Linked DNA regions of Mus musculus: all the other regions are linked to region 1. Evidence: chromatin loops called from intact Hi-C (ENCODE). Cell type or tissue: left cerebral cortex. All regions are shown on one strand. Each heading gives the region's core, and the rest is flanking DNA. Links, peaks and the distances in the headings are about the cores only.

Region 1 (7,828 bases), core at 1,828-6,827:
ATCTGTGCCACTGCAGGCAATCATGTACACACACCTGTGCCACTGCAGGCAATCATGTACACACACCTGTGCCACTGCAGGCAATCAATCATGAACACACACCTGTGTCGCTATAGGCAATTACATATATATATGCTTACATTAGAGTGCTTGAAAAATATATTCCTAAGACTGCTTGCCTCGTCAGAGGGCTCAACAGATATAAAGCCTGACAACACAAGTTCCATCCCTGAGACTCAAAACAAAACAAATCAAATCCCAAATCTCACAGTTGTTCTCTGATCTCCACACCATGACAAGTGCTTGTGGCCACTCAAACACACATAGCACACACAGGCACATACAAGAAGCATAAACACAAAACAGTAATGCCACCGAAAGTACTGAATTAATGGCTCTACTTCTAGATACGTCCAACAGGACTGACGCACATATGAGCACATATAGGCTAGCAGCACACATAAGACTTGCACAGGTTCAAGCCAGAAAAGGTCTCACCCCTAACCAAGAAGCTATTTGCAATCGACAAGGGGAAAAATCAATTTTCTCCAACGGTGTGTCACTGGGTGTATCATGATACTTCAGGGCAGAGTATGTGCTCAGGAGCAGCTGGCCAACACACACACACACACACACACACACACACACACACACACACAAAATCAATGATATTTTTGTGGACTTTTTCTTGTTTTGGGATATTACTGGTGGTCTTCTGCTTGTTTGTTTTGATGTTCCTGTGAGTTTTTTCCTTTTTCTTTGGAGATGGATAGAGAAATGGGAAGAGGGAGACAGGGAGAATCCGGCTGACAGTGAGTAAGAACACAGTTTAGTATGTAGGGAAGTTGAGAGGATCTTGGAGGAATTGGTGGAGAAAAATGATCAAAATACATTGTATGTACAAACAATATGTACAAAAAAATTACTGAATAACAAACACTTTTGGGGGCAAGGGATGTAAGTCAGTGGTCTTGCATTCATGAAGCCCTGAGTTTGAATCTCAGAACCAACCACAAAACAAGCAACACAAAACCAGTTTTGTTTTAAATAGATTTTTCATTGTTTTCTGAGAAGGGCTAGAAAGAAGCTGAAAGTCACAGAGGCGGGTCCTCAGCAGTGGAGTGGACTTTCATCTCTGCACTGTGGCTGGCCTGGCTGAAACCACCCACGTCCCTCCTAACGGCAGGCACTAGATGAGGAATTGCAATGCCAAAGGACAGAACTACGGGGGACAGGATATCCGCCAGGTTATTTTCTCCCACTCTGACACTGTAATAGATGTCTGCTATCTTTATCAATGGAGAAAGTGATATCTACTTGTATGCTTGAGTAACTATTCAGAACTTTTCATAGTTTGCCACGAAAAAGTTTCTTAGGACTTGGTCAGCCCTGAAAAATACAAGGGCCCGAGTTCAGTCCCTAGAACACCCATTTAAAAAACTGGGTACGGTGACACAGGCTTGTAATCCCTGGATCTTGGTGACCAGCCAGCCCAGTCTACTTGGTAAGCTGGTTGGTCTGATTATGGGGAGGGCCTGTGGGCTCCACCCCAACAGATATTAAAACCTTTCCCCAAACCTCAACTAGGTGGCTTGAGATTTCAAATTTCCTTTGAGAAACTCAAACACATTCTTTAGCAGCCTACAACTTTTTTCTTATTTAAAAAGTCTTCCATGCTTCATGCTAAATGTGCCATGTCCTGGTATATCAAGATTTGCATGACTCTAACTGTTACTTCCATCCTATTGTAGCGGGATCTCTGTGCCTGGAACAGAACAAGATGAAGATGTTTTTGTATCTTGGACTTTGCAGAACATACAGTTTGTTCTCTGCTCAAAAGAAACACTGTTACTATAGATTGCTATTTTGTATAGGGCACATTAAATCAAAGTGGTAAAGTGAGGTTTTCCTATTGGTTCATTCTATCTGATACACTTAAACAGAGAACAGAGAGAGAGAGAGAGACAGTTCAGCACACAGCAAGATTTTCAGGTCTCCCAAGTGCAACAATACACAAGAAGCATGACTGATTGGCTACAGGACTGCTCAGTGGAAAACCATGTGCTTTAGTTTGTATGCAGGAGGCCATGGGATGATTCCTAGCACAAAGACAATTCAAGCCTGTAACAGGAGACTGAGACAGAAGGACCTTTGAATTTACAGGCTAGTTTGGGCTACATAGTGATACTGTCACAAGACCAAAATAGAAAAAGAAACCTGACTAATTGCACTCATAGATCCTAAAATCTAAAATGCGCTAGTAGCAAACTAGACTGTATGCTGTAACAGCCAATACAAGCAAATCAGTATCAATAAGTGACCAGAGATGAAGGACAGGGATTTGCAGGTGACTTGACTTCCTTTCGCTTTTTCTGTAGTGAGTGTCACTAGCATTACCTGGATGCAGTGATTATCAAAGTTTCAGACTGCTGGAGTCAGCTTAACAGACAGTTGTGCTAATAATTCCAGGTGGAACATTTTACAAGTTAGGCAAATAATGTAGTGTATACTTGGTCCCAAGTCCATTCCCCAAACCAGAGATTTGGTTTCAACTTGTAGGGCTTCCAGCTCCAGTCCCACTGTAGTGTGTCCCGCTCACCTGCAGACCCCTCTTTCTGACACAGTTTCACTATATAGCCCTGGCCTGCCCCAAATTTACCATCCTCTTTCTTTAGCTTCCCAAGTGCTGGGATTATGGTGTGCCTTATACCATATCTGATTCTAGTCTTTCTTTTCCTTCTTCTTCTTCTAACTACTGTCAGCACATTTCAGTTTTGCATTTCTGCATGTGACAAAGCTTAAGAGTTCTCAAGTGGTTCCCATCTGCTTCTATAAGAATCCACCAAGTGAATCAGTTGTTCTTTTAGAATTCTAACAGTTTGACAAGATAGACCTTGACCTTGGTGTGCTGATAGCTGTTCCTGAGAAAGCTGCGTATAAGAATGTAGTGATGTGAGGGCTGGAGAAATGGCTCAGTGGTTAACCTCACTGGCTACTGCCGCAGAGGACTTGGGCTCTGTTCCCAGCACTCACGTGGCAGCTCACAACCATCTGTAACTCCAGTTCCAGGGCATCTGGTGTCCTCCTCTGATCTCTCTAGGCATCAGGCACACACATGCAGGCAAAATATTCATATGTATAAGTAACAGTGATGCACATAAATAAACCTTTAAGAGTGGTATTTCAAAAATAAAATGACATTTATTGTTTTCTCAATAGGCTCAAGTAATCCTGTACCTTAGGCTCCTGTAGTTTAAACTACAGGAGGGCATGCCACAGCTGCTTAGATTATGGTGTTCTTAATGCTGTCTCTAACCTAAATTCCCAATTAGAAGGGCATGTGGAGAAATATGAATAAGACAATGTGATGTGACAAGGTAGAGAAGACTACCACGAGTACAGAGGATGTTTCAGGCTGCGGTATCTACTTCCACCTACTTACAAGAAGGAGCTTACCAACAGATTATGCAACCCCTCATCAACTGCAAGATGATTTTGTATCTTTTGTACTCTAGTAGACTAAAAAAAAAAAAAAGGAAGGGAGAGAAGGCAAACAGCATATAAAACAAAATGACAAGATGACAAACAAGTCTGCCACATCTGGGTGTTGTCATACTTGTTTAAAATTTATAGCTTAATGTTAAGGTAACTCTGAGGGTTTACATGAGAGTACATAGTCTGCCAGGCATGGCAGCTCATACACTCAGCTCCAGAACTCAGGAGGCAAGAACAGGCAGATCTCTGAGTGTACAAGGCTAAAGCTACATAGTAAAATACTGTCTTAAAGAGGAGAGGGAGAGAGAGAGAGAGAGAGAGAGAGAGAGAGAGAGAGAGAGAGAGAGAGAGAGAGAGCATAACGTTCAGACAATGAATGTACACCAAGAAAAAAAAAATTTAACTACCTATCCAGCAACACAACTAGTGCAGCAACATTGGAAAGCAGCCTACTGCAGCAGGAGAAGCCTGCCACCTGCTGACAGAAGGCTGCATCACGTAGTCGTTCCTGACTGATGGGGGTGTGTATTAGTCAGGCTTCTCTAGAGTCACAGAACTTATGGAATGTCTCTATATTGAGGGAATTTATTGTGATGATTTACAGTCTGTAGTCCAATTAACCCAAGAATCTAGTAGTTGCTCAGTCTTGAGGCGAGTTGTTTCAGCTGGTCTTCTGTAGAAGTAAGTAGGTTCTAACAGATGTGCTGGCAAGTAAGTACAAGCAGTTAAAGAAGAGTGACTCTTCCTGCTTCCAATGTCCTTATGTAGGCTTCCATTAGAATGTGTGGTACAGATTAAAGGCGTGTACTACCTTGCCTGGGTCTAAATTTTCATGGCCACTATGCCGCAAGATCTCCATGCCAAGATCTAATCCAGCTCAGAAACTGGTGTCTTCCAGCCTCAAGATCTGGATCACAGGCGAGCCCTCCAATTCTAGATTGTAGTTCATCCCAGATATAGTCAACTTAACAACCAGGACTAGCCATACAAGGTGTTTAGTTTGTTTGTTGTATTTAATGACTTTTGTTTGCTTATTTAATTAAATAATGTATTTATTTTAGAGACAGAGTCTCACTAAATAACCCTGGCTAGCCTGGAACTCACAAAGCTCCATTTGCCTTGGCCTCTCAAGTGCTACTGGCCAGGCCATGGCTGATACTTTAATGGGAGGAAAACAATCTCTCAGGTAAGGTACTCACACTACATTTAAATACATGGTGAAAATGCTGACGCTATCAGCCAGAGGCTTTATACGTAGTTTGGAACTAGGGGACACAGAAAAATGAAAGGGCCGCCTCACTCTCTTGGTTCTGGTTTAAATATCTTGCCTCGCTGTCTCATTACATCCATGGACTTCAACATACTGGACCAGGCCAGCTGTGAAAGACCAGTAGTCACCTTTCTGAGAAGCATCACAAACTGCTAAGTGACCAATGAACCACAGCCCAGCTCCCTGACCCGTACACAGGTAAGAAGGGTCCCTGTCATGAACCATACACAATCTAGCTCTCTGTCACCTATGTCATCGTGACCCTTCCTTCTGTTTTGGTTATATTGCTTTGGTTCTTGTTCTTCTTCCCTTCCCCCTTCTTCTTTTTGCACTGAGGCAGTATCTCATGCAGTAGCTGATGCATTATATATCCCAGAGTAGTCTAGAAATTGTAAAAATTATCCTGCTTCAGCCTCCTAAGTACTAGGATGCGCATGAGGCACCAACCTAATCTTAATAAAGTTTCCTGTTCACCCGAAAGCTTGCACAATATGTCTAGTAAGTCTCCTCTTGAAGGGCAGAATTCTTTGGATAGGAAAAATAACTATAACAGAAGAAATACCCATATCCCAATTCAAATTTAGTAGCAGATTAACCAGCTCTAAAGGCCCCAAATGATTCTCAGTCTACCAGGACTGCAAGTTTGAGGCCAGCCCTGTCTATACAGTGATTTTTAGAATAGTATGGGATACACTGCAAATACCTGTCTGAAAAATAAAGAACAGCCCTCAGGAGACTAAGACAGGAGAATCACAAATTTGAGGTCATGTGGCTGTATAGCAAGACCTTCTTTCAAAATAAAATAACGAATAAATAATTAATAATGATAAAAATCAGATAATTATGGGGGCAAATGTTCTATGGTAGATTACTTGCTTAGCACACGCCAGGACCAGAATTCAATTCCCAGCACAACCAAAATTTAAAATAAAAGTTCTTTTATGTATTCTAATTATCTCTAAATGATTTTTATGCTTAAACTACTTTTAAAGCAAGAAAAGGTAAATAAGAAAAGGATTTTGCACAAAACTATATAGGAAATATTTCAACTACTATGAAAATTAAAGCCAAGCCTTTGTGGAGATTTTATACAGCTCTAGAAGTTGAAGCTCTCTGTTCTCTCTCCCTCTCCCTCCCTCCCCACCTCTCCCTCCCATTTTCTGAGACAGTGTTTCATACAGATAGTGATAGGCTTGCACCTCTGCCCCTACTGAGCTGACAGGATTACAAGTGTGTGCCATAACACCTGGCTTATGTGGTAATGGGACTGCATGCCAGGCAAATGCTCTCCAATCGAGCTACAGTTCCAGACACGAAACTTATTTTAAATTCTGCTCCCTATTTCTAGGTTTTAGTAATGCCAATTTGGTGTGTGCTCAGAAAAAGAGAAAAACATCAGTTTAATGATTCTAAATTCATTCTGGATTTTATTAATTAACTATTTTTTTTAAAAAGCACACAAAGACTCTTCAGCAAATTAACCACTACACTTGTCATCAGAGAATGCAAACGAAAACTATATTGCAATTCCATCTTACCCCAGTGTGATGGTTTGTATATGCTTGGCTCAAGGAGTGGCACTATTAGGAGCTGTGGCCTTGTTGGAGTAGGTGTGTCACTGTGGGTGTGGGCTTAAGACCCTCACCCTAGCTGTCTGGAAGTCAGTCTTGCACTAGCAGCCTTCAGATGAAGATGTAGAACTCTCAGCTCTGCCAGCATCATGCCTGCCTAGATGCTGTCCTGCTCCCACCTTGATGGACTGAACCTCTAAGCCAGCTCCAATTAAATGTTGTCCTTTATAAGACTTGCCTTGGTCATGGTGTCTGTCACAGCATTAAAACCCTAACTAAGATTCCCCCCACCCTCAAACCCCCCATCAGAATGGCAGTCATTACAAAAGCAACAAATGCTAGTGAGGATATGAACCAAAGAGAACAACTCTTCTGCACTCTGCTAGAAATGCAGCCTAGCCCAGCACTAAGGATATGAGTATGAAGTTACCAAAACTACAACCCACTTATAACTTGGTCCCCTTTGAATGGTACAAATACTTTCAACAAAGAATTCAGGTGATAAGAGAGAGAAAGAGAGGGGGTAGGGAGGGATGGAGGGAGGGGTGGAGGAAAGGAAGGAAGGAAGGAAGGAAGGAGAGAGAGAGAGAGAGAGAGAGAGAGAGAGAGAGAGAGAGAGAGAGAGAGAGAGAGAGGAAATACAACTAATGCCTGAACTCCAGAGGTATGTCCCAATTCAAAAACATAAGAAACATTAAAAAAAATCAAAGTAGCATAATTCTTAAAAGTTACCAATCACAAAGTAACATCCTCCAACAAGAGTAAAGTTGACATAATCTTAAAGAAGGAATTCAAAAGAATGATTATCACTCCATCCTGCTGAAGAGACTAGGAACAGAATAAACATCTCAGCATAATAAAGGCTAAATACAAAACATCTACAGCCAACCTTATACCAAACAAAGGAAAAACTCAAAGCATTTCCACTACAGTTAGGACTAAGACAAGGGTCTTATTAAATATAGTGCTTTAAGTCTTAGCTTGGACAAAAGAAGGAAATAAAAGAGGTACAGATAGGAAGAAAGTAGTCAAAGTATCCTTATTTACAGGGGATATGATTCTATGTATAAAAGCTACAAAGGCCCTGTCAGAAAACTCTTAGCACAGATAAACACTTTTGGTAGAATAGGGGTATACAAAATTAACACCCCCAAATCAGTAGCCCTTCTAGAGACAAATAACAAACATGCTAAGAAAGAAATCAGGAAAACAATCCCATTCACAGTTGTATCAAAAGGTAAAATACTGAAAACCTGGCAGCGGAAGAGATGGTTCAGTAGTTAGGTGCTCTTCCAGAGGACCTGGGCTCAGTTCCCTGCACCTATGCTAGGCAGCTTACAACTGCCTGTAACTCCAGCTCCAGGGGATCTGAGGCCCTCTCCTGGCCTTTGAAGGCACCTGCACTTATGTGTGATTGCAAATGTGTAAATACACACACACACACACACACACACACACACACACACACACACACACACGGACACACACGCAC
Region 2 (7,828 bases), core at 1,784-6,783, 100 kb before region 1:
CCTACCCTTCTCCTCCCCTACCCTTCTCTTCCCCCACCCCCTGCTGCCTTCCAGTTGCAACTGCAGAACTCTCAGCTACTCTCCAGCACCAAGTCTACTGTGTGCCACCATGTTCTCTACCATGATGATAACAGACTAAATCCCTGAACTGAAAGCCAGCTCCAATGAAATATTTTCCTTTATTGGAGTTGCTGTGGTCACAGAGTCTGGTCACAGCACTGGGACACTGACTAAGACAATATATGTAGACAAAATGTCCATAGACATAAAAAAAAAAAAAAAAGGTATTTTTTAAAAGGGTGGGCAACAGCATCCCCTGGGCTTGGGTCCTGAGAAGCACAGAAAGGAGAAAGCAAACTGAGCACCAGCATTCTCCTCTGTGTCCCGACTGTGAATGCAAAATGACCAGCTCAATCACGGCTACCAGGACTCCCTTCCCATCATGCACCTCACCCTCGGACTCTGTGCCAAAGTAAACACTCGCTTCCTTAAATGTTGTTTTTGTCAGGATATTTTATCTCGGTAACAGGAAACGATGACTAAGAAAGAACATTGGTACCAGGAGTAGGGATGTCACTGATGAATCTGGACATGTGGTTCTTAGGCCTCTGGAACAGGTTTGTGGAGTGAATGTGGAAATTTTTGATCCTTCAGGCTAGAAGAGTCTCTGCTGTACACAAAGTGTAGTGTGTGTGACATTCTGGTGGGAACTTAGAAGACAAGAATGGTGAGAGAGATACAGTGGAAGCCTGGCTCGGAGACTTCGGCAGTTGGGGGCGGGGGAACCGCAGACAAAGGATTTCATTAAGAAGTAGGATAGAGGCCATGAGAGATTTTGGCTAAGAATCTGGTTTCATTTTCCCCTAAGACTCACTTTAAATTGTCTGTGATACAAATGCTCTCCAGCTAGGGGTATAGCTCAAGGCACATCACTTGCCTGGCAGCCCCTGGGCTCAAACTCCAGCATCAGAAGATGAAAAGAGAAGGAAGTAAGCACGGAAGGAAAGGAAAGAACTAGAAGAAAGAAAGAGAGAGGAAAGTAAAGTAAAAAGACCAAACTCTCTCTTGTACTATCCCAACTCAGTCTATGATTAAATTCCTGAAAACACAACTTTAATTCATTGTTCAAGGGAGTAATGATTTGGAAAATGCCCACTGCAGAGCTTAAGAAGGGAAGGCTTAGGGACGGAAGAGGTGAATCAGCTGTTAAGAACACTGGCTACTCTTCTACAGGACACATATTTGATTCTTAGGACTTAGATAGCAACTCATGGCCATCTATAACTCCAGGGGATCTGACAACAACTTCTGGCACCCTTCCATGAACACTGAACACAAGTGGTGTGACATACATGCAGGCAAAAACACCCCCACACATAAGACAGTAACGATCTGTTTTAAAAGAAGGGGAAACTGTTATTTAACAATGGACTCTGATAAAGACACAAAGTGCAGCTGAACCAGAACCTTGGACTCAGGAATCCAGAGGGATGTATGTTCCAGGATTCCAGGAGGGATGGCAGACAGCAGGTGCAGTGCAGCAGGAGCGTGTGTGGTGTGTACACATGGTGCCCTCGGTCAGTCCCTAACACCAAGCAACAGGAAAGGAAAAGGAGTCATGTGGCCTGCACAACCTGTGCAAATAGGTAAATGGGCCAAACACTATCTAAATCCCAGATCACTGTCTAACCACATCTGATACTCAAGTTAGGTTGTGTAAATGTGTATGTTTTATGATAAATGTCTCACTTCTTGTAAAGCCCATGGTTTGACAGTGCACGATTCACTGAATTGCATAAAGGAAAGAAGTATACAGCAAGACTCAGGAGATGTGAGTAACTGTGTAGCAGGGTGCTTGACACATAAAGCAAGGCATGTGTTCCATCCCAGCACCATGTGTAGGGTGGAAGGGATGGTAGCCTTCCATCTGGAGAGCACTCTATCTCTGTCCTTTTCTCTCTTTCCTCTCTCTGCATCTTGCTATGCACACCCCCTCATTACTAGTGCCTGAGGAAGCTAGCCACCATGGCATGAGGACACCCACACAGTCTTTGGAGAAGTCCATCTGGCTGGAAACAAAAGCAGCTGATCAACAGCCAGTAATAACCCGAGGCTGGAAATACAAGTGAGTGCAGAGTGAGATTCTCCTGTCCCACTGAGGCTGACATGATAAACAACAAATGAACAGACAAACAAATCTTACAGGAGTCTCAGAGTTAGAGTCTCAGCTTTCAGAAGGCTAAGACAAGAGGACTGAGCATTTGAAACCAGCATGAGGTAAATAGCAAGATCTTGTCCCCCAAACCAAAGGGCTGGAGATGACAGTCAGTGGTGGAGTACTGGCCTGACATGCACAAAGCTATGGATTCAATTCTTCACACATGCACACACACAGAGTGACTTTTCTTCAATACTGCCTCTCTAGAGAAGCTTAGTAAAACAGACAATGTAGCAACACACTGTAGTCTCAGCTGAAACAAAAGATCACTTGATCCCACAGAACCCCAGCCTAGACAGTAAAGTGTGACCCCAGTCACCAAAACTAAAAACCAGAGGCAGGAAGATGGCTCAGTGGGTAAAGTCGTTTGCTGCCAAGCCTGAAGACTTGAATTTTATTCCTGGGAACTCACATGGTGAAAAGAGAAAACAGACTTCTACAAATTGTCTTCTGATCTCCATACTTGTATATCCGTGTTCATTGCTGTTTTATTCACAAGACCTAGGAAACAGAATCAACTGGAGAATGGATAAGAAATATGTGATAGACATTAATACAAATTATTCACCTGTAAAGAAAAAAAAAGAGGACATGAAAATTGCAGGTAAAGGGCAGGAACTGGAAAATGTACCAAAGTGAGGTAATTCAGGTCTAGCAAGACAAACACCGTGGTTTCCCATATGTGCTGTCCTAGTTTGTTTTCTACTACTGTGATAAAGACTGTGGCCAAAAGCAACTTATAGAGTAAGGGGTTTTATTATCTTACATGCCTCAATTACAGCCAGTCACTAAGAGAAGTCAGGACGGGACTCAGACAGGAGCAGAGTGGGGGATCACTGACACTGCTCACCGACTCAATCATCTCAGGAGCACTCTCTCCCGGAAGGAGGTTTCACATCACTCTTTAACCAAGGAAAAGCCCTACAGTCATGCCTATGGGGCACTTTCATAGAGGTAATTCCTCAATTTCAGTTTCCTCTTGCCAGGTGACTCAGTTTGTGTGAAGTTAGAACAAACTGACTAGCACGCATGAGGATTACAGTGGAATCCAGGAAACTAGAGAGGTGTTTTTGGGGACATGCTAAGGGAGCACAGATTGAACATTGTCAGTAAAATAAAAGTAGAGGTGAAATATTGGGGTTAGAAGGACTTAAGCAGGAAGGGGAGACCAGTAGGGTGGAGGGAAGGGTTAACCCAAAGGAAGAGTGAATGAAAAGCCATACAGAAGTCTACTATCTCACAATCCAATTTAAAATCAGTTTAAAGGATAGTAGAAAACATGTGAAATAAAAGAAGAGGAGGAGATACAGGGCATTAGAGGAATAAGCAGGGATAGAGGTAGGAGGATGGAAGGGAGGAAAATGTAGTAGGTAGGTCAGCCAAAATTTGAGTGTATACAAAAGCCTTAAGAAAACCCACTAGTGGGAAGAGAGACCCCTTGGTATTGCAAACATTATATGCCCCAGTACAGGGGAATGCCAGGGCCAAGAAGCAGGAGTGGGTGGGTAGGGGAGCAGGGTTAGGGGAGGGTATAGGGAACTTTCGGGATAGCATTTGAAATTTGAAATGTATATAAAGAAAATATCTAATAAAAAAAAAAGAAAACCCACTAGTTAGTACGATTCTGTGGTGGTTTGAATAAGAATGGTCTCTATAGGCTCACAGGGTAGAATCCACTATTGGTATGTTGCAAAATGGTCTTGCTGCCAATGTGCCTTCTACATATTACCCATAGATAGTCCTGAGTTGCTGTTTCCTTGGTCAGAGAAGTGTCTTTTTTTCCATCAACCAATGGAAAGAATGGACAGCTGGTCACAGTGTAGGGAATAGACACTGAGTGTTCAGTCCTATATTAGAGAGAGCCATAGATTGAACTCAATAGGTTGAGCTTCAAGGATTTAAAACAGCTGTTTAATATTTTCTACCTAGGAGCTCTCCAATATTAATTGCTATCTGGCCATTTTCTGGCTCTTTATTTTGCCCATTAGGTAAGTTCTGGATGGTTGCTGGTTTGTTCTGTCATCTGAGCATTGAGGGATTAGGTGTTTGTTCAAATCTTTCCAATCTGGCATCGTGCTTATCTTCTCAGAAATTATAAACTTCCTGTGAGCTGTCAGCATCAGATGGCATCTCCATTCTGATCAGTGATGCTTGCAGTTGATGTGTTTCCAATGTTTCAACACTAGGGGGAGATCCTAGCCCACGTATATCCCTAGTGTAAAACCAGCATACTATTCAGAATGAGCCAGAGGAATAACTGGAAGGGATGGTCCGCCTTTACAGTAATCAGAGCTGGGCAAAATCACTGTGGACAAACCAATTCCAGGAACATTTTCTGTGCCTGTGGCTACCAATACACTATTTACCACCCTGATCTACATACAGCTGGAATAAGATCAAGGTCAACAATGTCATAGGTTGCCTGATGCTGAATTATGGCTTAAGATTGCTACAACCAACCATAAAGGATGCTGACTGAAATGGAAGTCTGTTAGCCTGGAGTAATGTGTCTTTTCCTGATTCCAGAAAAAAATAAAATAAAAACACCCCAAGTGAGATTATTAAAACTAAACGTTTCTTTAAAATTAGTGTATCCTCACACTTGAAAATAGCAACAGTCACTGATAGATTTTCACAGAAACTCATTATTGAGAAAATGAGCTATTCCATTTCCAAAACTTGGTTTTTTCTTTGTTTTCAAATCCTTAATTTGATGGCACAGAAAAATTTTGGTTTCCATTTCCTTGTATGAATAATGTTAAGAGTTTACATAACTTTTTCTATAAGACAGAAGCAAGACATATATGAATTGCACTAACACACACACACTGCTGCCACTAACTCTTATCCTATATCTTTCTATCCTATGCAAGGGGACACTAATTTTGACCCCCCCTTTCCTTTCCTTTCCTTTCCTTTCCTTTCCTTTCCTTTCCTTTCCTTTCCTTTCCTTTTCAACTGCTAGCTTATCTGCCCACAGTTTCTGTAGCCTTCTTCACCCCCACCTTTTCTAACCAAAGCCGCAGAATCACGAGTCTCCACCATGCCCTGTTTTACCTTCTGCATTATGCAAGCTTTGGGGATAACTGCTCTGCAAATCTTACTCTCCCTCAGACCTCCTCTGCCCCACATTTGCGTGTCTTTGTTCTCTTTATCTCTTACCGTCTCCCCAATAGTCATCAGCTTCAGGTTCAAGAAGTGGAGGCTCTGCTGGGCGGTGATGGCGCACGCCTTTAATCCCAGCACTTGGGAGGCAGAGGCAGGCCGATTTCTGAGTTTGAGGCCAGCCTGGTCTACAAAGTGAGTTCCAGGACAGCCAGGCTGTAAAGAGAAACCCTGTCTCGCTAAACTAAACTAAACTAAACTAAACTAAACTAAACTAAACTAAACTAAACTAAACAAACAAAAAAACAAAGAAGTGGAGGCTCTAAGTTCAGAAAATCTATGATAACCGGCTTACCTCCACACAGTCAATCCGAGGAGGCCATGCAATGTTCTTTGGAGGCAGATCACATTGACGAAAACTGTCCAGGAGGGAGAAGTGGAGCTGCCCTAGGCTGCCATTCCTCAGCAAGATGATGGTGGTGGTACTGAAGAGTATGGCAGGTCTCAGCCCACTTAGCAGGACAGCACCAATGCCACAGGCAGAGGCCAGTCAGCCAGTTCTGCCACCCCACTGGCTTTGTAATGATAGAGGAAGCTGCAGTTAGCACAGGAGCAACACTCCTGCCCCTAAAAGGTTCCTGGAAAGGGTGGCAGGGGAAGGCTGTGTCAGGGGGAGGGTTGTGTCAGGGGGAGGGTTGTGTCAGGGGGTGGGCTGTGTCAGGGGAGGGCTGTGTCTGGGGGAGGGCTGTGTCTGGGGGAGGGCTGTGTCTGGGGGAGGGTTGTGTCAGGGGGAGGGCTGTGTCAGGGGGAGGGTTGTGTCTGGGGGAGGGTTGTGTCTGGGGGAGGGTTGTGTCAGGGGGAGGGCTGTGTCAGGGGGAGGGCTGTGTCTGGGGGTGGGCTGTGTCAGGGGAGGGCTGTATTTGGGGGAGGGCTGTGTCAGGGGAGGGCTGTGTCTGGGGGAGGGCTGTGTCAGGGGAGGGCTGTGTCTGGGGAGGGCTGTGTCTGGGGGAGGGCTGTGTCAGGGGAGGGCTGTAGCAAGGGAGGTTTATCTTTCACAGGCTTAGGATGATGGTGTTGGAAGAACACTCTGGTCTCTAGGGTGGGCTCCCTTCCACGCATGTCCAACCTTTTGACATTGTGAAGTAACACTGCTATCCACAAAGTTCATGTTTGAGCACCACACAATTGAATTACAAATGTAGTAGAAAATAATTATAGATCCCGGCATGAGGCTTCTTCCCTGCCTTTGACCATTTATGTTCCCTAATGAAAGACACACAGCCTTCATATTTTAATATGCCCTAGGCAGCACAATAGCTGGGCAGCTGCCTACCCTCTACGCTGTTAGAATCCACTTTCCTATCAATACCCCAAATCATCACTATTCACTATGTTCCATCTGGACTGCTCTTAGCTCCAATTGGGCAGCCCACAAGGCCATGTTCTCTTGGCCCTTAGTCCATGGTGGCTCTCCTCTCTCCTGCACATTCTTTTTTCATTGCCTCTGCCTCCTCCTTTTTCCTTGTGTTCCTCTCTCTCTAAGCCCACAACATCTCAACCCCACCTATGTCTCTTCTGCCCAGCTATTGGCTGTTGGCATCTCTATTCACCAATCATAATTAACTGGGGCTAGGGCCACTCAGTGTCTTACATGTAGACTCTCTTGTCTCTGGGGTACCAGTCTTGGGGCCCTCAGATTAGCATTAGAATATAAGCAGCATTAGGCCAACCCATTACAATAGCAAAAACTACCCTCCTAATATTTTAAGTGATTTTACAATTTTGTGTTGAGCCTCAATCATATTTTGGCCACATGTACCCATGGACCACAGGTTAGAGAAGCCTGTTTAAAGTCATAGGGATGTTCTTGATGGAGAGGAGTGGGGCAATGGGGCCTGAGCACAGCATCCTTGAGTTTGAAGTTATGGGATGGGTTTATTTCAGTGCTTTCAAGACGTAGATCATTATGCTGTTAGTATAAAAAAAGCCAATTAAGCTTGGGAATATTATAGTATTCTGTGGTGGTCTGAATGAGAATGACTCCCCTCCCCCCACCACAGCAGCTACATAGGCCCATATGTTTGAATACTTGGCCTCTGTCTGGTCCCCCAAGAAAGTCTGTTTCCCAAGGCTGGCATTTAGACCAAAGTTCCCATTCCTTTAGGGGCTTGAAGAAAGTTCTTGTTTGCTAAAAAGGAGTCATTCTCCTTATCTCTGGCAAGAGGAGCTTGTGGTCCTTTCATTAACTTATGGCTGTGGTGCCCATTAACTTGTCAAGGTCAATGCTTACACTCTAGACTCATTCAGTCTGGGCTCACAAGCCTCATGCCAGCTCAGAAGCCCCCCTTTTCCTGGTCCCACTTATCCCTCAAAATCTTTTCCCTGTCAGCTTCTCCTTGCTTTCCCAGGAGACAACCTTTGTAGTTTGGAATAAACTTTTCCCTTTTGACCCACAGAGAAGGTATTTTGGTTTCTTTACTGTGCCCATTTTTCATTCAGTTCCCA
Region 3 (7,828 bases), core at 1,388-6,387, 59 kb before region 1:
ATAGTTTCATTATCACAATCCCAAGGATGGCTCCGAGGACGGTACTGTGATATGGCCATGCTCAGGCAAAAACCAGGAGCTGGCAGAACAGGAGGTGGCATTTGCCCCATCGTGGAGGTTTGAGGTTGATGTGTGTAGAAGGTGCACGTGCTTCTTTGTGCTCCAGTGTGGCCCAGGCTGGAAATCCTGTTCTGCTCACTGACCTTGAATTAAAATGGGGTATTAGACTAGGAGGAGCCGGGGAAGGGGGAAGGTCTGAGGAAGCCGGCACCTCAAATTGCTTCATCAAATCGATCCTTAGGAAAAAATGAGGAAAAGGCAGATGTATCAAAAGGAAGGGTGGCCACAGAAGCATAAGTGCTAGCAGTTAGTAACTCCCTGCCCCTCTCAGGTTTTTCAAAATGGATCTTTCCATAGTATCTGCATATGTGTAAATGGAAAATGGTATCATTTGATAGTGTAGCTGTGTTACCTGTAGTATATGTGTGTGTGTGTGTGTGTGTGTGTGCCAGCTCATATGCTTGCCATGGCACACATGAAGAGGCCACAGGATGTCTTGTGGTTGTTGGTTCTTTCCATCCACCATGTGAGTACCAGGGACCCAGGTTGTCAGGCTTGCAGCAGGTGTCTTCACCAGCTGAGCCATTGCATTGGCCTACCCCTCACTCACTGAAGCACCCTTACCCCTCACTCACTGAGAGCACCCTTACCCCTCACTCACTGAGAGCACCCTTACCCCTCACTCACTGAAGCACCCTTACCCCTCACTCACTGAAGCACCCTTACCCCTCACTCACTGAGAGCACCCTTACCCCTCACTCACTGAGAGCACCCTTACCCCTCACTCACTGAGAGCACCCTTACCCCTCACTCATTGAGAGCACCCTTACCCCTCACTCACTGAGAGCACCCTTACCCCTCACTCACTGAGAGCACCCTTACCCCTCACTCACTGAGAGCACCCTTACCCCTCACTCACTGAGAGCACCCTTACCCCTCACTCACTGAGAGCACCCTTACCCCTCACTCACTGAGAGCACCCTTACCCCTCACTCACTGAGAGCACCCTTACCCCTCACTCACTGAGAGCACCCTTACCCCTCACTCACTGAGAGCACCCTTACCCCTCACTCACTGAGAGCACCCTTACCCCTCACTCACTGAGCGCACCCTTACCCCTCACTTACTGAGAGCACCCTTACCCCTCACTCACTGAGAGCACCCTTACCCCTCACTCACTGAGAGCACCCTTACCCCTCACTCAGTGGGAGCACCCTTACCCCTCACTCACTGAGAGCACCCTTACCCCTCACTCACTGAGAGCACCCTTACCCCTCACTCACTGAGCGCACCCTTACCCCTCACTCACTGAGAGCACCCTTACCCCTCACTCACTGAAGCACCCTTACCCCTCACTCATTGAGAGCACCCTTACCCCTCACTCAGTGGGAGCACCCTTACCCCTCACTCACTGAGAACACCCTTACCCCTCACTGGGAGCACCCTTACCCCTCACTCACTGAGAGCACCCTTACCCCTCACTCACTGAGAGCACCCTTACCCCTCACTCACTGAGATCACCCTTACCCCTCACTGAGAGCACCCTTACCCCTCACTCACTGAGAGCACCCTTACCCCTCACTCACTGAGAGCACCCTTACCCCTCACTCACTGAGAGCACCCTTACCCCTCACTCACTGAGAGCACCCTTCAATATGGACGAGTAGGAACCGGTAAGATGGCCACAGGACAATTTATTTTCCATCTGACTAAAACAAAGGCAGGGCTATCCCCTTGAGTTGTTTCCATTGCTTCTTATTGTAAACCAAGATACTCAGCAAGGTTTCTTTTGCTTATTTTTCTCGGTTTTGCACTCATTTCCCCTTTCCCACCCTGATTCTTTTCTTCAGTCTGCAGGGCTGGGAGTTAAATCCAGAACCTTGCAATGCTAGATTCCACCACTGCACAGTGCCTCCAGACCTCTTTCCCTTTAAATTTCAAGGCAGTCTCAGAAGGTTGCCCAGGCTACCTTTGAACTTGTGGCCCTTTCCCCACAACTTCCTTTGTTACTATGGACTATCAGGCCTTTTCCACACACAGTGTTTGAACCTATGGGCTTCTCTGCTAGTGTATAAAGTAGTTAGAGACAAACTTGTCTTGGCCTTCATTTATATATCTCTCAGAGCACATAACCAATACATCTCCTAGAAGATAAAACTCTGTTGCTCAATTTAATGTTGAAGAACAGGGTGTAAGTCCCATCCATGTCTTGCTATTTATGGCCTGCCATGTCAGCATTTAATCATGTGCAGCCCCTCTCTATTGCATCTGCCTCAGTGTGGCTTAGGAAATCAAAGGACAATTTCAGGACTTTCTGCTTTCACTGTGGGCTCAGGGGGATCAAACTTAGGGTGTCAAACTTGTGTGGTAAGTATTTTTTAAAAAACTTTTTATTGGTTCTTTGTTAATTTCACATCATGCGCCCCAATTCTACTCACCCCACCCCATATACTTCTCCATCCTGGCAACCTTATCCCCCAAAAGAAAAAAAAATCTCATGGTGGAAGCTGTAGTGTGTCACAATGTGTCTCACAGTATACCCTTTTGTCCATACTTCTTTGCTTGCAAATGCTCATTGCAGTGAGTCATTGGTCTGGTATGAGGCCTCTGGCTTCTGCTACACTATCAATACTGGAACTGTATTATGATTCCTCTTGGATATGGATATTCTGTTGTTGCCCTGTGTCACGGAGATCCTATAGTTTTGGATCTGTAGGACGGGGTCCCTTTATGCACTCTAACAGTTCATCCAATGAAGGGGACATGTTGGGGAGAGCTAATTCAAAGCCCTGGATCTGGGCCTAAGCTCATCAGTCCAGCGGCAAGCAATTTTAAGTGGATTTGTTGGCTACTTATATTGAAGTTAATATAAGAACTTTGACCCTGCAGATGCTGTCCAGTGGTTACAAATCCTGGGTCAGTAACTCCTTGGCAGGCCTTTTTGTCTGCTGCTGTGACCATCACGAAACTGTTTTCACTATGGCAATAACTGTGCTTTTGTTTCTCTCTCTCTTCCTTCTGGATTGTCAGCTATGACAGGGACTCTACCTTCAATGTGTTTGTGGGAAAAGGCCAGCTGATCGCAGGGATGGACCAAGCTCTTGTTGGGATGTGCGTAAACGAGAGGCGTCTTGTGACGATTCCCCCAAACCTTGCCTACGGAAGTGAAGGAGTTTGTAAGTCTTCATTCTGTTATTTATAGACACATTTGCAGCCCCTCCAGCCAACCTGACTGGAGAATTTGGGATCTTTAATAGAAGAAAAAGAAAGGCCCAACACCCATAGCTAGCATTTCCAGTATAGGTTTATCTCTTAGAGATGGAAGAAAGTGCCGACACAGGAGTATCTAAGGAACTCTTGAGAAGAGGAGAAGTTTTTCTCTTTCTTTAATTTTATTTGGAGGAAGAATCAGCCCTTTGTAATTGTACATCTGTGATGGGTTTGAATTCTTTTGGCTTTTGTTATCACGGCAGTGGTCAGTTGACTTCTTACTTGTGGGATGTGAGCACATGTTTATTTAACCCACTTAGGCACGTAGGTCATTGATAGCAGACCAAAGATCCCACTAAATTCAGCCTGGTGAGCTAATGAGTTCACTGGAGTAACTTGCAGGAGCTTGGCTGAGGGGTTACTTCCGGGCAGCCACTGTATTATTAAAAAGCCCACTGTGATACGGGTGGTGGCAGATAAAACCTGTGTCTCTGGAGCTCAACTTGGAGGCAGCTCCTTAGGGCACAATTCCTCTCATTAGCCACTGTTTACACTTTTACAACTTTGGAGAGGAACCTAGTACATCTTTTTCTGTTAGTCTCTCCAGTCCCACTTCCATACCCACTTCCTCCCTCCTGAGGGGAGCGGTTCGACAGAAGATAGCTATTCAACCGCTGCTTTCTAGGGAGTCTCGGAGTTGCCAGAAGATGGCAGTCTCTCAGTGTGAACGCTCTTTAATTTCCAGCTGGTGTGATCCCTCCAAACTCAGTTCTTCATTTTGATGTACTCTTGGTGGATATCTGGAATTCTGAAGACCAGGTTCACATTCAGACCTATTTCAAGCCTCCCAGTTGCCCTCGGACTATCCAAGTATCGGATTTTGTGAGGTACCACTACAACGGAACGTTCTTGGATGGGACACTGTTTGATTCCAGGTAGGTGCCACTGTTGGTGGCAGTGTGTGAAATGCCTTTGGTTCCTTCTGTCGTGTCTTCTTTCTGTGCTCATTAGGAAACCAGAAAATGTATTCTACCAAACTATACTTAGTACTAAATCCCTCCTCATATAATTTTGTTTGATACTCTGGTGCCAGGGTCAAACTATAACACCTTTAGAAGAAATTAAAAATTTCATTTAAATGACTAAATGGTTAAACCATAGTTGCAGATCTCCATTTAAGTGAAGAGACATGTTTCCAGGGAAACTCATGGGTGTTTGAGTCATTTATATGGTTTGTCTATGGAAAGGGAAGGGGAGAACTATAGAGAGGCCTGAGGCTAGGGTAAAAAGTAGGGAAGGAACTCTCTGAGATTTTCCGTAATGGCAGAGAACTCAGTGAGTAGGAGAGCTGTTGACTGCCGGTATCCATAGGAACTTCTCATTTCTTCCTAACAATGAGATATATGCCTGCTGGGCCACATAAGACCCTGCTCCTAGGGGTGACTGTGGGCTTTGTGTTTATCTGAGACTTGGAAAACAGAAATCCCAAGGGATGAGTTAGGAATGGTATGGAACTTGCTTCCTTCCTCTTTGATGTTTTTCAGCCATAATCGCATGAAAACCTATGACACGTACGTGGGGATTGGATGGCTGATCCCTGGAATGGACAAAGGGCTGCTGGGCATGTGTGTCGGCGAGAAGCGTATCATCACAGTCCCCCCTTTTCTGGCCTACGGGGAGGAGGGAGATGGTAAGTCCTTCTCTTCCTCAGAGCTTCACTCGTTCATTCTTGTATGTTTCTTTTCATTGGTGAGTTTGTGTGTGTGCCTGCTTCTCTGTACATGTATATGAGTGCATTGCGATAGGGGCCAGGAGAGAGGTTCAGATCTCCTGGAGCTGGAGAGTCAGGCTGTTGAGAGCTGCTGTATGTGGGTGCTGGGAACCCAACCTAAGTCTTCTGACAGAGCAGCTAGTGCTCTTAACTCCTCGGTCATCCATCTCTGAGGCACCTCTCTAGCCTTATTGTCTTTACCTTTGTCTGTAGTGATCAGTTCATCTGTGTCCACTGAGAAATATCCTGCCTTTTGCTCTAGGTCAACTATAGTACAACTATGGTAGCCATTGGCTACCACACGTGGTTGTTTACATTGAAGCAAAAATGAATTAATATTAAAATTCAGTTCTGGCCACAGCCTCACATCTCTGGTATGAGAGAGCCACACATTGCGAAGGGCTCTGTGCTACTCCACAACACCCTTTGTTTCCATTGTTACAGAGAGGTCTGTTGGACACTGCTAGGCAGGATGATCTTCTGTTTAGACTTGCATTTGCTCATGGACATCAGTGTTCATGCTAAGCGCTGTGTTCCTCCCTGCCTTGCCAGCTGCAGCCCTGGCCACCAACTTCTCTCACTTTCTTATTTGTAAGCAAGATTTGGTCTAGACAGTTTAAGAAGCTGTAAACATCAAAGTAAAGGTTTAGCCACTGATGTCTAAATTGACATATTTCCCAGCTTTCCTCCTTTGTTAGCTCTATGAGTGTGTATGTGTGTGTGTGTGTGTGTGTGTGTGTGTGTGTGTGTGTGTGTGTGTGTCTGTGTGTCTGTGTGTGTGCTCTACTTGGATAAACTCAAAGCATACCATTGGCTGTGACTATTGTGGAGTTGGTAGAGTTCTTACCTAGCATTCATGAAGCCCCAGGCTTGATCCCCAGCACATGGGGGTGCACACGTCTAATTTCAGTACCTGGGAGGTGAGAATAGGAAGTTGAGGAGTTCAAGGTCATCTTCAGCTACACAGTAAGTTGGAGCCCAGCTCGGCCACATAAGACCTTGTCTTGAAAGCAAAATAAAATAATTACTGTCCTATGAAGAGAAGTAGAGTGTTGACTGATAAATAAGGTTTATTAGTTATCCATATTAAATTTCATAATTCAATCATACTGATGGTTGGATACAACAGAGACCTTTAGGTATTTAAGCAGTAGGTACTCATAGAGTAAAGAATAGAAATGAGAGCAGGGTGTGGCGGCATACACCTGTAGTAGCAGTTGACAGACTGAGCCATAGGATTGTGAGTTCAAGGCTAGCCTGGTAAATAAGAACCTATTTTAAAGAAACAGGATAGAAAAGAAAACAAATGAAAACATGGTGTTATTGAGGAAGTCGAATGGTATTCTACTTAGCAATAACCAATGTAATATTTTCCACACTGTTTTCTGCCTTTGTGGTCTGTAGGGCAAAGGGGAGAGGAGGCTGAGGGGATGAGGCTCAGCCTGTCCATGTTTTATATTCCATGCTTGAGATCGGCAAACAGCTCTTTTGGTTGTACTTTTCTGTTGCTGCTATAAAACACTATGACCAGAAGCAATTGATAGAAGGAAGGGTTTATTTGGGCTTACAGATCATCCAGGGAATAAGAGTTCATCGTGGCAATAAGCAGCAGGTGTGGTACCACGAGTGAGGTGAGATCTTACCTCTTCCAATGCATTTCCAAAGTCAGAGAGGCAACTGGAAGGTGTGAGGCCTTTAATCTCAAAGTTGGGCCCCAGGGATGGGCTACTCTAACTAAGTAAGGCTTTACGGCCTAAACCTCCTGAACTGTATTACCAACTTGGGAGTGTTACTAACTTGGGAGGTTATGTTCAAATGTCTGAGACTATAGGGCGGGGCTTTCTCATTCAAACCTCTATAATGGGTTATTTTTATTTGTTGGTGCTTGTGATCAAACTTAGGGTCTTGTGCATGCAAAATGTGCTATCCTTCTGGCTACAAACCCAGTCCTGCATACTGTTTCTTCAAAGAGTCGGGCATTTGAGTACCTTACTAAAGATACTAAAGAGAAACAGTTTGAAAATCACCACAAATGTGTCTTACTTCTTGTCTCTGAAAGATATAATTATTCTTTTAAAATCTTTTATCTCATGGATTTATTTATTTATTCACTTTATATTCTGATTGCAGTCCCCCTTTTTCCCAGTCCCCTCATACGCCACCCCCATGGCCTTTTCCCCATTCCCTCTGTTTCCCTTCACCTCTGAGAAGGGGGAGGTCCCTCTCAGGGAACCAACCCACCCTGGCACCTCAAGTCACTACAGGACTAGGTACACCCCTTCCTACTGAGGCCATACAAGACAGACGAGTTAGGAGAGGAGGACCCATAGGCAGGCAATAGAGTCAGGGTCAGCCCCCACTCCAGTTGCTGGGGGACCTGCATGAAGATCAAACTACACATTTGCTACATATATGCAGGGAGTAGAGGGTGTGGCTAGGTCCAGCCCTTGTATAATTTTTGGTTGGTGGTTCAGTCTCAGTCCAGGTTGGTTGACTCTGCTGGTCTTCCTGTGGAGTCCCTGTCCTCTTTGGGTCCCTCAATCCTTTCCCTAGCCATAAATTATTCTTATTGATGTTCCGATTGTCTCATTCCTTGCTAATGTGAGCATATTCACCTCAGTTCCTAAATATTGCTTTGTAGCCAAAGCTAGCTTTGAACTGCTGATCCTCCAGACTCAGCTTCCCAAGTGCTGACAGAATATTTTGGATATCACTTAAATAACAAAATAAGATTCCCAGCCTACTATAAGAAATCATTTATTTCTTTAAAGTAGATAGTTAGTGCAT

Evidence for each region. Peaks named below come from ENCODE experiments on the same cell type or tissue, not always from the same donor. Only the 100,000 strongest peaks of a DNase experiment are listed, where the experiment ranks them.
Region 2: a loop joins it to region 1, with 7 times the contacts of the local background. A loop is called at or near these places in 30 of 42 quality-filtered maps.
Region 3: it touches region 1 in a loop (4-fold over the local background); 9 of 42 quality-filtered maps call a loop at or near these places.

What each region holds. Positions count from the first base shown.
Region 1 is chr6:56,905,150-56,912,977 of GRCm38, forward strand. The region is part of intron 1 of Nt5c3 (5'-nucleotidase, cytosolic III); the gene reads right to left. Among named protein-coding and RNA genes, the nearest start is that of Nt5c3, 15 kb to the right of the region's middle. In left cerebral cortex, for the core only: a CTCF peak has its summit at 3,975 (motif pointing left); DNase peaks (open chromatin) are centred at 2,996, 3,412 and 3,977; H3K27ac peaks cover 567 bases.
Region 2 is chr6:56,804,431-56,812,258 of GRCm38, forward strand. No RefSeq gene overlaps it. Among named protein-coding and RNA genes, the nearest start is that of Kbtbd2, 11 kb to the left of the region's middle. In left cerebral cortex, for the core only: a CTCF peak has its summit at 4,394; DNase peaks (open chromatin) are centred at 1,969, 4,416 and 5,297.
Region 3 is chr6:56,846,548-56,854,375 of GRCm38, forward strand. It overlaps Fkbp9 (FK506 binding protein 9), which reads left to right. Exons shown (of 10, transcript NM_012056.2): 2 at 3,091-3,236; 3 at 4,016-4,205; 4 at 4,815-4,960. Among named protein-coding and RNA genes, the nearest start is that of Fkbp9, 18 kb to the left of the region's middle. In left cerebral cortex, for the core only: CTCF peaks have their summits at 1,960 and 3,969 (motif pointing right); a DNase peak (open chromatin) is centred at 3,997.